Regions from separate parts of the Homo sapiens genome. Here region 2 is linked to region 1. A link is an interaction called in ENCODE POLR2A ChIA-PET data of the cell type or tissue named here. Cell type or tissue: IMR-90. All regions are shown on one strand. Each heading gives the region's core, and the rest is flanking DNA. Links, peaks and the distances in the headings are about the cores only.

What was found. ChIA-PET counts read pairs that join two places held together with the same protein. Peaks named below come from ENCODE experiments on the same cell type or tissue, not always from the same donor. Only the 100,000 strongest peaks of a DNase experiment are listed, where the experiment ranks them.
Region 2: POLR2A ChIA-PET joins it to region 1 with 10 read pairs; 7 of 35 experiments call an interaction of 5 or more read pairs at or near these places.

Annotation. Positions count from the first base shown.
Region 1 is chr13:98,215,687-98,224,022 of GRCh38, forward strand. All of the region lies in intron 2 of FARP1 (FERM, ARH/RhoGEF and pleckstrin domain protein 1), which reads left to right. Among named protein-coding and RNA genes, the nearest start is that of MIR3170, 11 kb to the left of the region's middle. In IMR-90, for the core only: no CTCF peak of the experiment used is centred there; DNase peaks (open chromatin) are centred at 585 and 6,515; H3K27ac peaks cover 3,432 bases.
Region 2 is chr13:98,163,052-98,171,387 of GRCh38, forward strand. All of the region lies in intron 1 of FARP1 (FERM, ARH/RhoGEF and pleckstrin domain protein 1), which reads left to right. Among named protein-coding and RNA genes, the nearest start is that of RNF113B, 10 kb to the right of the region's middle. In IMR-90, for the core only: no CTCF peak of the experiment used is centred there; no DNase peak of the experiment used is centred there; H3K27ac peaks cover 399 bases.

The DNA of each region.
Region 1 (8,336 bases), core at 248-8,247:
CTAATTAAATGTTTGCTGACTGTTAGAGTGAGTGTGAGTTTATTTTACAAGTAGAATTAATGCCATTGTTCGTTTTCACATGTCTCCTCCATTCATATTTTTCTTTTTCTCTTTTTTTTTTTTGAGACGGAGTCTTGCTGTGTCTCTAGGCTGAAGTGCAGTGGTGCGATCTCAGCTCATTGCAAACTCCTCCACCTGGGTTTAAGCGATTCTTCTGCCTCAGCCTCCCAAGTAGCTGGTACGATAGGTGCCTGCCACCACACCCAGCCAATTTTTGTGTTTTTAGTAGAGACGGGCTTTTACCATGTTGACCAGGATGGTCTTGATCTCCTGACCTCGTGATCCGTCCGCCTTGGCCTCCCAAAGTGCTGGGATTACAGGTGGGAGCCATCACACCTGGCCATATTTTAATTTTTCTAGTTTGGTCAGAATCTTTCTCTTAACCTCTGGGAAACAGATGTATTCCTTAACTGGCTGTAGAAAGTCACATATCAGCATTTTTATTGGTGGAGCTGATTCTGAGTCAGTACCTCATGCTGTTTAAGAGCAGCCACGGCCAGGCCAGCAGCAGCTGAAAGGCATGGGGGCTGGCTGTGATGGCCCAGTCATCAGGGATTGGGAGGAAGGTGACTACAGGGTTGTGAGAGACTCAGCTCCCCAGTCTTGCTTTAAAACCTTGCTGTGAAACTTTTTGCTGGGAATTCAAGGCCAAGTGTCTGACCCTGGAAACGTCCTTTGATGGAGTGCCCCAAGTGAATGACTTCTCATGGCTCAGTCACATTTGCCACGCAGCTGAGCTGGGCACGTGGCCAGAAGTCCCTGCAGTTTCCTTTGGGGATGACTGGTGTCTTTCCCTGGGGGTTGAATTTCCTGGGCCTTTGCTTATTAATTTTATTTTAAAATACGGAATTATAGGCAAAGCAGTCATTTAAAATGCAAATCCCCTAAACACTTCCTGGAACAAAGAACCACACCATCTTCTCCATGGTGTCTCCGTCCTTCTTTGTACCCTAAAAAAATTATTATTAAAGAGATCTACCTTTTGGGAGGCTTTGGCAGTTAGCTCCACGATCTTTTCCATTCTGTAGCTGTTTCCACAAGCACCTCTGTGGTTGAACTTGGACTGTCTTTTTAGGTATTTCCTCTGCAGAGTGGAAAGTTCAAGCGCAGTATTTATAGTAAATTCTTGCATGGTGTTTTTTCATCTTTATGTGGAAAACACCGTGCAAATAAGCTTCAGCCTGTGGTTTATGATATATGCAGCTTTCTCTTCCAACCAGAGGTTATGAAACAGAGTGACTCTTGGGCATCTGAAAGGGTTAATAAGGTGCCCCTATGCCCGCCCAGGCCATTTCCCTGATGGTTCCTGGGAAGGTTTTCTGTGTCCCCTCCTCGTGACCCGGCGGGTAAACAAACACAGTTCCCACTGACATTAGTAGGATGAAGCAGATGGTTTCCTCTCCAAGTGTTTATTCAGTTTATGTATTTTCATTAGCAGTGTTTCTATAGGAAGAGCAGAGGAAATAAGACACAGCCATTTTTATTTTTTATTTTTATTTTTATTTTTTGCTTCTTTTGAGCAGCCCTGGTAAAAAAAAATGCTTGGGGAAGATGCTCACAGGTGACAAAAAAGACACCTAGTGCCTGTCGAAGGGTTAGAAGGAGTGGTGGCCAGTTGCAGGCGGGTGGACGATGGCAGAAGCCCAGAAGCCCCCCAGGAGAGCAGGGGCAGGAGTTAGTTGCTGCAGAGGGAACTCGGCGTCTACGACCGTCGTCGCAGGAAATGATCCTTGTAACTTTCTCGTGTTGCTGTCTTGTCACTGCTGTACTCGAGCTTTTGTAGCTCCTGAGACTTAAGTAGCATTCATCCTTTGCCTGAGGATCAAGTGTGGGCTTCGTAGCTCGGGGAGCCTGGGAGAGAGCAATGAGCCTCCATGGAGGGGCCCTGTACACCGGGAGGTGCCTGGGCAACTCCCATGGCTCATCTCAACCACAGTCCTCGGCGGTTTGTTTTCTGCATTAGCTTCTCATGCCAGAACACCCTCTTATTTGTTTACCTGCTTAGTGTTGGCCTCTTGCAGGTAGAGTGGCCACTCCTTGGAGGGCAAGGCCTCTTGTTCTTGTTCGTCATCATATCCTACGCCGCAGCGGTGCCTGTGCATGAAACTGACTGGTGACAGTTCTGCTCGGTCGTTTAACTATACGAGAGTTGGTGCTGTCCTAGCATAACAAGGGAAAGAGCAAGTGGGAAGAGCTTCTGAGTCCCTTCCTCGTGTTTTCACAGCGTGAAGGTGGGGCTGGGATTGGAGTCCGGCCCGCCAGACCCTCAACTTACCCATCTTCTGGGCACTAAGAGCCGCCTCCTTTGTGAGATTCGCGGACTTCCTCTGCCTCCTACTCCCACAGAGGTGGTCCCTGTTCAGCTTGGCCCGGCCCTCCCCCACCCCACATCCTCGCCCCACATCCTCACCCCATGCTGCCCTGTTCTTACCTCTTTCTAAACACCCACGCCATCCTCACCCCGAACACATTGATCAAAATCCCACCAACTGCCAGGCCTCTCCCAGGCTTGTGCTCCAGGCCAGCCTTCTCTCCTGACAGTGCTGATAGCTCACCTCCAATCAGACCTTGAATCATGGTCTCTAATCTTGCCCCTCGCACTCATTATTCCTGGTGCAGTGACTCAGTTTTTTAATCTGCAAAATTAGGCACTGGGGCCTGATGATGTTAAAGGCTACCCCCAACCCCTTTCCTTCTTTGGAAGTGAGGACCCTGTGTTGACATGCTCCTTGACAAATTAACTTTTTGTGACTGTATTTGTGAATTCTCCAGACAGATGGTAAAATCTTTGAGGAAAGAGGTTTTTAATCTTAGAGCAAACCTTGAGGCCCCCAAAGCCTGATTAGACACAGTGGGTACCGTGTGTCTACTGTTAAAGAAAGCTATGTGATGAGAGTGAAGAAGCATGCCACGATTTATATGTCCCATGCCAGTTGCGGGCCGCAGGAAATGTTGTGATTGGCCTTATGTGCGTGTGGGGTGGCTGTTTTCATAAAACTCACTGCACTCCATGCTGCACTCCAGGCTGAACTCTATGCTGTTTGACCATGGGAAATGGAAGACGGAAAGAAATATTTTCTTGATAATACATTATTAGTAGAAAATTCAAGTTTAAGTTGAAATCAGAGAAGACCTAAAGTTTTTGAGAAAAGTAATGAGTTTGTATGTCATAAAAGACCACGTAGGTTCTTTTCTGGTGTCAGAATCGCCTGTGCTATCTTGGAGACCTAATTAGGAGTGTTACAAATTCAGTCCCATACATGATTAAACATTGATTTCATTTCATTATTATACCTTTTGAAATGTAACAGTTCTTTCATTCCTTTAATTTTCACTGAAACCTAGGTTTGAGATCAATAGGGAGCTTATTCTCTGAGAGCTCTGGTTCAGAGTAAGGTGTCCACTGGTGACAGATTCTAGAGCTGGCTCCATAAGCTCCATCTCAGAAAAAGGGACGGAGCCGAAGTTTGTCTTTTCAGAAAGCTCAGGGTTTCCTCTTTGTGGCCCTGCAGTTGACATCAGGAGCTGGGCTTGTGCTCATTGGTAGCAACTGTGCCTTTATGGAAGTGTGTTCATTTTCTCTGTCTTTGTCTATATTTATTTATTAAAAAGTCTTTTTTTTTTTTGAGACAAGATCTTGCTCTGTCACCCAGGTTGGAGTGCAGTGGCATGATCATAGCTCACTGCAGCCTCAAACTCCTGCCTTAGCCTCCCTAGTAGCTGGGACTACAGGTGCATGCCACCACACCGGGCTAATTTATTTTTATTTTTATTTGTAGAGATGAGGTCTTGCTATGTTGTCCAGTCTGGAACTCCTGGTCAAGCAGTCCTCCCGTTTGGCCTCCCAAAGTATTGGGATGACGGGCATGAGCCACTGCACCCAGCCACATATTTTTTATTTCTAATGAATTTTGTTTCCCAATTTATTTTCATTTTTTGAGACAGAGTCTTCTCTGTCACCCAGGCTGGAGTGCAGTGGAGCAATCTTGGCTCACTGCCGCCTTGACCTTCTGGGCTCAGCGGGCCTCCCACCACAGTCCCCCCTAGTTGCTGAGACTACAGGCACGCATCACCACACCTAGCTATTTTTTTTTTACTTTTTGTAGAGACAGGGGTCTCGCTATGTTGCCCAGGCTGGTCTCAAACTCCTGGACTGAAGTGATCCTCCTGCATTGGCCTCCTAAAGCGCTGTGATTGCAGGCATGAGCTACTGTGCCCAGCCTGTTTTCCTTCTTAATTTCTCTTTCAGCCATCTTAGGGAATGTGCCCTTTTTGGTAAGCTGAAGAAAGTATTTTTTTTTTTTCTTTTTCTTTTTCTCCCCGCAAAGAGGTGAAATACACATTTAACTAAAGGTCTTGAGGGGGCGGGGTCTATCTCTTCTGTAAGTGTAGCGGTTCCGACTCTCCTGGAATGGAGTCCCTCCCTGACAGTGGGGTTGTCCCTCCAGTGGTCTGATTGTACTGATAATGGAAGGAAGGTGTTTAGATCCCAGGACTACTTAATTTTCTTCTTTTGCCCCAAATGCTTCACACATAAGAGGTGGAGGTGGTGGAGGAGGAGGAGGATAGACCCAAATAAAATTTAATTGGCCCTTTCAGACCTGCAGGGAGGTGTGTGTGCCCAGAACTGCTTTTGCCGCCGCTTAAGCAGCTGGGCTTTGAACTAGAGCAAGCAGAGGGAACTTAGCATGTTCACCCAGCTTTAAAAAATAAGTCAGCGTTTCTTTTTTCTTATCACTGTTTCTTTTGGCTCCTTTTATTTGCAAAGTTTCTGAAACAGAATTTAAGGCTACTTTGCTTGGCATGGTCATTTCTGTGTTTTATTTAACTTTGATAAATGGTGCTTGTCTGAGTGTAGCCCCATGAGATTAAATTTAAAGGCTATTTTGGCTATTTTAATAGAGGAAAAAAATTTTTTTCATAAATCATTTTAGCTAAATACTGTTAGCTTTCCTTTCTGGCGTCTCAGGAGCAAAGAGTAGAATTTAAGAGCTGGCTTGAAATGTTTGTGTGCACCCCTTTCAGCTGTAGTTAAGACCCTTGTGATCAAAGTCAGTTCTCTAGCTCTGATATGCTTGCAGTAATTCTTTAACAGCTGTTTGCTATTTTATCCCTGAAAAAAAAAACCAGTATAACCTAATTAAAAGAATAAACTAATTGAGAATGTCTGAATCTGACTTTAAAATGGGCCATGATCTGAGAAAATGGAGGAAGTTTGAAAAGCTGCTTTTTTTCTCTTTTAAGTGGAAACAATATTCTCAATGATAAGAAACGGAGGGGTTAAAGGGGAAGTGCAGGCCCTGGGTCTGGGCCGCCTCGCTTCCTACCTATGTGGCGCTGCATGAGTGGCTGCCCATTCTCATCTCTACACATGGAGAATACCGACCACTTGAGGCCCAGGTGAGGCTCTAATGAGATCTTCTGCAAAAACACCTTGCAGAGAACACAGATTTGGTTCTCATGAAAGTAGGTTGTCTTCCTTCCTTTCACCCTGAACTTTAGTTTCCTTCTTGTTCTTTCACGGAATTGAGGCTCTGCTTTCAATGTAGAGCTGTTGGCTGGATCAATGGGAGAAAAGAAAGCGAATGAAAGCACTTAAGAATAAAAAATCATGTGCTTCTGTCAGATGGAGTCATTCCTCTTAGACCACAGCTGCCTGTGTAGTCTCACATCAAACTGGGGCTTTCTTTGGAGGGGAATCATTACCTAAGCCAAAGCTGTGTCCCAAGGGGCCTTTTGGAAGGTCTATAAGAACCAAGCACCACTTGGACAATTGCCGTGAAACCTCCATTTCTGCCAAGCTCGTTTACTGCGTTTTTGTGGACTTACGTGCAGCTTCTGTGAGCTTCAGTTTAATCAACTTGAAAATTGAGGGGGTTGCACTTTGCGCTCAGAAATTTTACGTGCATTTTTGCTTTCCTGATTTCTTGATCTCCTCTATTTTCTTAGCTTCAAAACTTTTCCATTTTCCTAGAGTCAGGATGTTCCTGGGTGAATCATGTGTCCCTCTACCATGGACTGGATGAATGGTTTTAAGGTAGACATAGGATTTCAAGATCCTCTAGGGTAGGTCTTCTCAATATGGGCTCTGTGGGTTCATTTGAAGGAAGTGCTCAGTCAGCTGGATGCTCTTGTGTTAGAATGTAAATATAAAAACATTGCACATATTAAATGGACTGATTTTAAAAAACTATCTGCCATGTTTGAATGTTCAATTATTTGCTGTCTTCTATCACTTTGAGCATTTGAGCTGGAGGTAATGATTTTAACTCATAAGACAGACACAGAATGACTTAGTTTGGGATTTCTCTTCTGTAGATAGAATGATCATGTAAAAGAGCAGTTCTCAAAGCTGTTAGCACTTTGTAACTTTGAAGGAGAGCCTCATAGGTCTCTGTTTCCTCATTTATACAAACAGGAAGTTGGACCAGATACCCACAGTGGAATTCTGTGGCTCTGGTTTTATTTTATGGAATGTGGTCTTGGAAACATGATACGGGTTTCACAAATGTGTATCAACATGGAAGGCAAGGTGCTACTGGTGATAAGAAAATGAATAAAAACAATAACTACCCTCTGAAAAATCCCTTGCTGTGTGCCAGACATTGTGCCAAGTCTGCCCGTACATTATCTCATTTGTTGCTAAGTGAACCTGTGAGGCAGGTGAGAATAACACCGATTAGTCTCACAGGGCATAAGTGACTTGGCGCGGGTCAGAGTGCTGGAGAGAAGGAGCTGGAGTCCCAGCCCAGGACCACATACACCTAAGCCTGTGTGTCACTCACTTTGTTAATGGTCTGGGGCCATAAAGAGCCGTTAGGATAATACAACATGTTGGCTGTGCTAGTGCCTGTGACAGGTGCCAGTGGAGGGTGCTTTTTTTTTTTGTTTTTTGAGACGGAGTCTTGCTCTGTTGCTAGGCTGGAGTGCAGTGGAATGATCTCCGCTCACTGCAACCTCCGCCTCCCGGGTTCAAGTGATTCTCCTGCCTCAGCCTCCCCAGTAGGTAGGACTAGGACTGCAGGCGTGCACCACCATGCCCAGCTAATTTTTTTTTTTTTTTTTTTTTTAAGTAGACATGGGGTTTCACCATGTTGGCCAGGATGGTCTTGGTCTCTTGACCTCGCAACCCGGCTGCCTTGGCCTCCTAAAGTGCTGAGATTACAGACATGAGCCACCGTGCCTGGCCGGAAGGTGCTCTTAAGTGGGCAGGATGGGTTGAAGAGGGCGGAGTCTGCAGAAGGAAAGCCCAGTGACCAGGGTTTTGGCAATATCATCTCCACATGGTAGTTACTGATAAGGGCCAGGGCCCTGCAGAAGCAATGTCAGGGGACTGACAGATACAGGAGAAACCCAGGACGTAGACCTGACAGGGCGTGGCAGCTGATGGGACAGAAGCAGGGAGCCCCCCAGGAGTGGGAGAGCACCTGCAGTCATCAGTTTTACAGCCTGGATGGCTCAGTGCTGTCACCAAGGGCTGAGAAGTCAACTCTGTGACAAATGTTTTACTTGAAATAATGTCTTCCTTCAGTTGACATGAAAGGAACATTGGTAGTGTTGCCAAAAGAAGGCATTTCTTTTTGTTTGTTTGTTTGTTTGAGACAGAGTCTTGCTCTGTCACCAGGCTGGAGTGCAGTGGCACGATATTGGCTCACTGCAACCTCCGCCTCCGGGGTTCAAGTGATTCTCTTGCCTCAGTCCCCCGACAGCTGGGACTACGGGCACCCGCCACCATGCCCGGCTAATTTTTGTATTTTTTAGGAGAGATGGAGTTTCACCATATTGTCCAGGCTGGTCTCGAACTCCTGATCTCAGGTGATCCACCCGCCTCGGCCTCCCAAAGTCCTGGAATTACAGGTGTGAGCCACAGCGCCTGGCCATAGAAGACATTGCTTTGTTTTTTATCACAAAGAATCTGTGGCTCTGGAAATTAACTTCCAGGATTCTTAGTGATTATGTAAATGGTACAAACTGGAAGTAACAAATGGAAGTTGATTGCTTGGTTTCAATTTATGTTAGGAAAGTTATTTTTACTTCTTGCATTCCAATTTCCTCATCTCCCCAGAAGCTACTCTGTTAAGCTTGCCACACCTGGGTGCCCACCAAGCTGGAAAAGCATTTAGATCCAGTGTTTTCAAAGGACTCTGTTCAAAAGCATTAGAAAGGAGCAGGTCAGTTGCTTTCTTCAGCTCATTGTTTAGTTTTGATGTAATTTGCCTGTGACATGAACTATAAAATGCAATTGGCTATTATCCCATCTTCCAGTGGCCATTTGT
Region 2 (8,336 bases), core at 264-8,263, 53 kb before region 1:
AAAACACATGGAAGCAACCTAAATTCCCATCAATGACAGATTGAATAAATAAAATGTGGTACATATATACCACGGAATACTATGCAACCATAAAAAAGAACAAAATCATCTTTGCAGGAACATAGATGGAACTGGAAGCCATTGTCCTTAGCAAACTAACGCAGGAACAGAAAAGCAAATACCGCATGTTGTCACTTATAAGTGGGCGCTAAATGAAGAGAACTGATGGACACACAGAGGGGAACAACAGACACTGGGGCCTACTTGGAGAAGGGTGGCAGGAGGGGGAGGAGCAGGAAAAGTAACTGTTGGGTACTAGGCTTAGTACCTTCTGTTAAACCCCTGTGACATGAGTTTACCTATATAACAAACCTGCACGTGTACCCTGAACCTAAAATAAAAGTTAAAAATTAAAAACAAAAAATTGCCCCTCCCCTTCAAATCCCAAATAGCCATTTAGGAAAATCAAATCAAATCCTTATTTGTTGGTGTTTTTTTTTTTTGAGATGGGATCTCACTCTGTCACCCGGGCTGGAGTGCAGTGGCGTGATCTAGACTCACTGCAACCTCTGCCTCCCAGGTTCCAGCAATCAAAAATACTTACTTGGTAGTATGGTATCATCCAGTGGTGGCTTATAAATTAAACTTAGCATGGCCTTTTCTTTTTTTTTTTTGAGACGGAGTTTCGCTCTTGTCGCCCAGGCTGGAGTGCAGTGGCGCGATCTCAGCTCACTGCAACCTCTGCCTCCTAGATTCAAGTGATTCTCCTGCCTCAGCCTCCCCAGTAGCTGGGATGACAGGCACCCGCCACCACGCCCAGCTAATTTTTGTATTTTTAATAGAGACGAGGTTTCACCATGTTGGCCAGGCTGGTCTTGAACTCCTGACCTCAGGTTATCCGCCCGCCTCAGCCTCCCAAAGTGCTGGGATTACAGGCATGAGCCACTGCACCCGGCCAGCATGACCTTTTCTAAACACTTCAAGATTATCCTTCTTTAGCTTAATTCTAATTGCTGGATTGCTTGACTGTACCTCCATGAATAATCCTGTTGGCACTAAGTCCTGTGAATGCCTTACTTTTAATGAAGAGTTTACCTAATAGCATGTAAGATTGTGCAGGAAACGAAGGACAGAAAGGCCCAGGAAATTGGCATATGGATAGTTTGCCTCCATTTGTTAATTTGCGGGCCACCTTGGTCCGTTTTGGGGGCGTGGCGTTTGTTTTCACCATATGGCGGGTGACGGAACATCTGGACTGTTTACCTGACAGCCACAGGGCAGCATTTCAGGAACTCTTGAGAATGTGGGAAAGGACATTTTAGTTCTAGTCTGAAACTAGGACATTTTAGTTCTAGTTTGAAAGAGTCAGAGAGTCTGGGTTGCTCTTGGTAGGTTTATGCTCAAAAGCCTTTTAATTCTTTCTAATTGAATCCCTTGGCTTAAGATTCTTTTGATTTGTATTTGATTAAACAACAAAGCAACACATCTGTGGCCTTCATTTGTATGCATCTTTACCTACTGCTGTGAACCCAATGAGAGGTGTCTTTCAGAGAACTTAGATTTTTGTTTAATACAAAACAAGCTGATATTCTTAATTGTTTTAGGAATTACATAGCATTCTTCATTGTTGTTCTGGCTTCCTCCTCCACCATCTAATGTGTAAATATGTGTGAAAGGGGAAGATCTCCAAAATAGAGCCATGGTCTGGCAGGTTGAGAGGTTTGTCAGTTAGAATTGTCCCAAGTGGGTCGGCCGCAGTGGCTCACACCTATAAACCCAGCACTTTGGGAGGCCGAGGCGGGTGGATCACTTGAGGTCAGGAGTTCGAGACCAGCCTGGCCAACACGGTGAAATCCCATCCCTACTAAAAATACAAAAATTAGCTGAGCGTGTTGGTGCATGACTGTAATCCCAGCCCTTTGGGAAGCCGAGGTGGGTGGATCACTTGAGGTCGGGAGTTCAAGACCAGCCTGGGCAGCATGGCAAAACCCTGTCTTTACTAAAAATACAAAAATTAGCTGAGTGTGGTGGTACACACCTGTAATCCCAGCTACTCTGGAGGCTGAGGCAAGAGAATCACTTGAACCTGGGAGGTGGAGGTTGCAGTGAGCCGAGATTGAGCCATTGCACTCCAGCCTGGGTGACAAAGCCAGACTCTGTCTCAAAAAAAAAAAAAAAAAAAAAAAATTGTCCAAAGTGAATGATGTGATGATTGCTTCGTTGGTCTCATTCTTCTTTATCCTTTAAGTAATTTAAAATCATACTGTAACTTGGCATGTTATGCTGATATTAAAAGAAATGAAACAGTTTTTGAGGAGAAATGTCAGTGTTTTGAGGCAGATTGTAACTATTGAAGATATTGTGAGTGCTCCTCTGTGCCCAAAGGTGGACATGCATTGATTTTTAAACCCCACCAATTCAGAGTTCAGGACAGTTGACCCTTTGTCAGTCTAAAGTTTGTTTTAACAGAAGGCCGTGGGAAAAAGTTTGTTACACAAATAATGAAAATTTACAGGGGAAAGTTTACTCTATTTAAAAAAGACTTTTCCCAACACTTCAGCATCATTAGTAATTTTTTCCCATTAAAACAAACCTGGTAAGACCTTAATATGATAATCTCTCATCATTAAAAAAAAAAAAAAAACCCTTCCAGAAGGGGTTTTTTTTTTTTTTTTTTTTTTTTTTTTTTTTTGTCTCACTCTGTCATGCAGGCTGGAGTACAGTGGTGCGATCTCGGGTCACTGAAACCTCTGCTTCCCAGGTTCAAGCAATTCTACTGCCTCAGCCTCCAGAGTAGCTGAGATTACAGGTGCACACCACCACGCCTGGCTAATTTTTTTGTATTTTTAGTAGAGGTGGGGTTTTGCCATGTTGGCCAGGCTCGTCTCGACCTCCTGATCTCAGGTGATCCACCTGCCTTGGCCTCCCAAAGTGCTGGGATTACAGGTGTGAGCCACTGCGCCCAGCCCAGAAGTCTTTTATGCATAGACATTTAGCATGAATAGTAGCATACCCTAAATATGGTGTTGTGCTTGTTCTCTTCAGTTTAATACACTCCGAAGATGGTTTCATATTAGTACATACAGATTGGCCTCATTCTTTTTATCGGCATATAAACAGAGGGTACCATTAAATAATCTGTAAAATTTTCCCTGTCAATAGACATCTAGGTTGTTCTGAATATTTTGCTGGTCTAAATGACACCACACTGAAGATGGGTGATACCTGAAGTATAAAATCCTAGTAGGATCAGTGGTCAAAGGCTGTATTTGTTTTTAATATACATAGATATTGCCATATTGCCCTCCATGGCTTACAACCTTATAACCGTTCATTCGTTTTATGAACTTGCATATAGTGCTTACTTTGTGCTAGAAACTATATCAAATGTTTTACAAATATTAACTTGTTTAATCCCCAAAGCTACCTGTAGGGGAGAGGTATTATTATTATCACAGTTTTGCTGATGAGGAAACTGAGGCAGGAGAGATGAAGTAACTTGCCCAAGGTTCACCTCAAGTAGCAGAGCAGAGATTTGAACCCACACAATCTGGATCTGCTGTTGGCTCTTAATCACTGTGTTGAGGCTGTTTTTCCCAAACCGGAAACCTACAGTGATGGCAAATATTTTCACCTGTCCTAATCTGATCAGTGAGATGCCAGTTTTTCTTTCTTTTTTTTTTTTTTTTGAAACAGGGTCTCGTTCTGTCACTGTGGCTGAAGTGCAGTGTCGTGATCATGGTTCACTGCAGACTTGACCTCCCTGGGCTCAAGGGATCGTCCTACCTCAGCCTCCTAAGAAGCTGAGACTATAGGCGTGCACTACCACACCTGACTTAATTTTTTTGTATTTTTAGTAGAAATTGGGTTTTGCCATGTGTCCCAGGCTGATCTTGAACTTTTGGGCTCAGGCAATCTGCCTGCCTCGGCCTCCCAAAGTTCTGGGATTACAGGCATGTGCCACCACACCCGGTCCAGTTTTTCTTAATTGTCATTTTGCACTTTTCTTACTACTCGTTGTGGTTGAATACATTTTCAAACGTTGACAACTCGACAAGCCATTGGTATTTTCTTGACCATCCTTCTACTCCCTGTTCCTGTCCCTTGGCCAATTTTCTAGGAGGTTGCAAATATTTTTCTTATTGATTTATAGGACTTCCTTTATATATGGAGAATTCTTAATTGATTTATAGGCGTTCCTTTGTATATGGAGAAAATCAGCCCTTTATAATATGTAATTCAAGTACTTTTTCCTAGTTTGCTTTTGGCTTTGCACTTTTTTAGTTTTTTTCCCTTATGGCATGTAGCATTTAGGTCATGCTTAGAGAGATCTGCAATTTGAGAACAGTTTTACTTTTTTTTTTTTTTTTTGGAAACAGTCTCACTCTCACTCTGTCACCCAGGCTGGAGTGCAGTGGCGCGATCTCAGCTCAATGCAGCCTCTGCCTCCCTGGTTCAAGTGATTCTCCTGCCTCAGCTTCCCTTGTAGCTGAGATTATAGGTGTCGACCACCACGCCCAGCTAATTTTTGTATTTTTAGTAGAGCTAGGGTTTCACCATGTTGGCCAGGCTGGTCGCGAACTTCTGACCTCAAATGATCCGCCCGCCTCAGCCTCCCAAAGTGCTAGGATTACAAGCATGAGCCACTGCGCCTGGCCGCAAACAGTTTTAAAAAATCTTATGTTGTCTTCTAGAACTTTATGATTCATTTAAAAAAGTCTACATTGACTCAAGTAATATTGGGATCTAATTTTATTTTTCTAATAATAATCAGTAGTAATGATGCACAGCTATACACGAATAAAGAGCCTTCCAATAGATTAGATTTGGTGCCATGCTGGCCGGGTGCGGTGGCTCACGCCTGTAATCCCAGCACTTTGGGAGGCCGAGGTGGGTGGATCACGAGGTCAGGAGATCGAGACCATCCTGGCTAACACGGTGAAACCCCGTCTCTACTAAAAATAGAAAAAATTAGCCAGGCGTGGTGGCGGGTGCCTGTAGTCCCAGCTACTTGGGAGGCTGAGGTGGGAGAATGGTGTGAACCCGGGAGGTGGAGCTTGCAGTGAGCCAAGATCGTGCCACTGCACTCCAGCCTGGGTGACAGAGTGAGACTCCATCTCAAAAAAAAAAAATAAAATAAATAAATAAAAAAGTTTTGGTGCCATGCTGTTGTAATAGACTCTACTATCACTATTGACAGCTAAACTGCATCATAAGCTTTGTGGCTCATGTATATACCATAACTAATTTTCCTTTATCGCTGAGTTTTGTTTCCTGTGGAGTCAATGGTTATCTTGCTTTTCCTTTGCTTCATTTTCCACATATGTATCTAATTAATTCTGAAACTCTCACCTGTTGTCTAAATCGACTTTTAGTCTCTTCAGATTAATCAGATCATTAGATATCCTGTTTCATCCTTGAGAGATCCTTGTCCAGAAGTCTTCAGACTGGGCCAGGTTTCTCACTGGCCTGGTCAGCGTCCTGGGGTCTCCCCTACTGTAATCTACTGGGGGGGTTCCCCTTGCCTCTATCACCTGATGTAGGATCTTTGTCCTGGACAGCTTCAGGGATCTCCCCATGACCCTGATGATCCCCTTTGCTTCTCTTTCTTGAAATTTGTTTCCTGGAGCTTATCTTCTGATTTCTGTGTTTTTTTTCCCCCTTCATTCTGGTAGAGCCCTTCCCAAAGTGATTGGAGTGATAAATGCTTTGAGACCTTGTGGATTTGTTAGAAGATCAGAAAACAGGATCTTGAGCTGAGAGGCTGTTTAAGAAGTAGTTGAAATGTTCAGGTGTCCTGTACTTCCTGCTGTGGGCAGGGGGGATCAGCTCTCAACCCCCGCTGGACTCACCCAATGTGGTTTGCAGTGCAGTCTTTGTTTAACTCAATGTTGGTGTGTATATCATTATGACTGTGTGGACTTGTTCACTGCTGAGCCAGATAATGCCCTATGATAGTTTTCTTCAAAAACTGTTTTTTTTTGTTGTTAAGATAATTCATTTTTTAAAATTTGTTTGATTTTTCTACGTATCCATTGCTAATAACTTGAACCGACCTATCAGTTTTCTTTCAACTAATTTGTACTGATCTCTAAGCCATATATAGCCATTCAGTTCCCCCATCATCCTTTTTCCTGGTGCTTCACCTTCTGTAGCACCCCCATCCTTCAGCTTCTATCTGAATGGGTTGTACTCTAGGCGTAGTTCACAACCATCATTCAGGGGCTTTCCTTTACCCTTCTTCTTTCTTGGACACGCTCTTTTCTGGATTCCGTATCATCTCATTTCATGATTTACTGCATTGTTTTGGTAGAACACATACACCCGTAGCTTTCTCAGAAAGGTAAAGAAGCTACATTTCTTTTGAATCTTTAACATGTGAAAATATCTTTGCTGGATGCAGTGGTGCATGCTTGTAATTCCAGCTACTTGGAAGGCTGAGGTGGGAGGATTGCTTGAGGCCAGGAGTTCAAGACCAGCCTGGGAAACAGGGCAAGACCTTGTCTCGTCTCTTGAAAGAACAACAACAAGAAACTTTAAGGCATGCTTAGATTTCCTTGATAATTTTACTACATACAGAGTTAAAAATGGAAACTACTATCCTTGAAATTTTGAAGACATTGCTCCGTTGTCTTCTAACATATTTTGGATATGATTTAATTTTTTCTTTTTCTCCCTGGAACATTTTAGAATCTTAAGATTTTAAAGTGTCACAACTTCTGTCATGTACTTCGGTGTAGATCCTTTTAAAATTATGCTGGGTATTTTGCTTTCTCCATTTAGTCTGGAGACCATTGTCCATCAGTCTGAGATATTTCCTAAGTTTTCAAAAAAAAATTCTTCTAAAAAAACTTCATATTATTTGATTATTAGGGCTTTAGGAAGATTCTCTACTTTCCTACCTTTAAAATTTTCCATGTAGTTATGTTTTGCCTTACTTTCTATGAGATCTCTTCAAATTAATCTTTATAAACTAATATAGAAATAAAACTTTCAATTATCCATATTATCAATTTTGGGGAGCTATTGGCCTTTTTTCCATAGCAACTCTTCTTGTATTTTGGAAGAGATTCTTATTCTCTTGGGGAATAGTCTAGATTTTAAAACATTTTCTTCTGCTCCCTAGAATGTCTGCATTTTTTTTGTTTTTGATACAGAGTCTTACTCTGTCACCCAGGCTGGAGTGCAGTGGCGCGATCTCAGATCATTGCAACCTCTGCCTCCCGTGTTCAAGCAATCTTCCCACCTCAGCCTCCCAAGCAGCTAGGATTACAGGCATGCGCCACCATGCCTGGCTAATTTTTGTTTGTTTGTTTATTTGTTGAGACAGAGTCTTGCTCTGTCACCCAGGCTGGAGTGCAATGGCGCGATCTCGGCTCACTGCAGCCTCCACCTCCCGGGTTCAAGCAATTCTCCTGCCTCGACCTCCTGAGTAGCTGGGACTACAGGTGTGTGCCACCACGCCCGGCTAATTTTTTGTATTTTTAGTAGAGATGGGGTTTCACCGTGTTAGCCAGGATGGTCTCTATCTCCTGACCTTGTGATCTGCCCACCTCAGCCTCCCAAAATGCTGGGATTACAGGTGTGAGCCACCGCACCTGGTCTAATCATTGTATTTTTAGTAGAGACAGGGTTTTACCATGTTGGTCAGGCTGGTCTCGAACTCCTGATCTCAAGTGATCTGCCCACCTCGGCCTCCCAAAGTGCTGGAATTACAGGTGTGAGCCACCGCGCCCGGCCATCTACATGTTTTTAGAAGGTTTTTTTCCTCTTCTTTGTTTTGGATGTGACTTTCATTTTGCAGGCTTTTCTTGAATGCGTACTGATCTTTGGCTGATCCAAGGCACTTAAAATCAGGTTGGAATTTTTGTGCACATGGATGGGGCTTGTCAATTGTTGATTTTTCTTTAAAATGATGAAGCAGCAACTGGTCATTTTTGTCAAAGGAAATCCTCAAATATCAGTATATGTGCTCATTGAGATGGTCCTGAGAATAATTCTACCAGCCCTGCCTGGAATAAACCTGGATAAGCTATTCTGGAAGCAGGATGGAAGAAGGGGACTGTGGAGGTTTCCTGGTACAGTAAGTAGACTGATTCTTCCTCAATTCCCAACACCTCGTGCCTCATTTTCAGCCCTGAATTACACACACCCTCTTCGTCATTGTGCCTGGCGTATGTGAGTTTCTAATTTTCCTGGTTCAATGTCCTTGGGTAATAAACTTCTTTGGGGTTTGGGTAGGTGGGAGAGGGTCCCTGGGTGCAAAGGTCTAGCCTCTTCGTATAGTGACTTACACCCTCTTGTTTCCCACGCCCTTCCCCCTCCCATTCAGCATG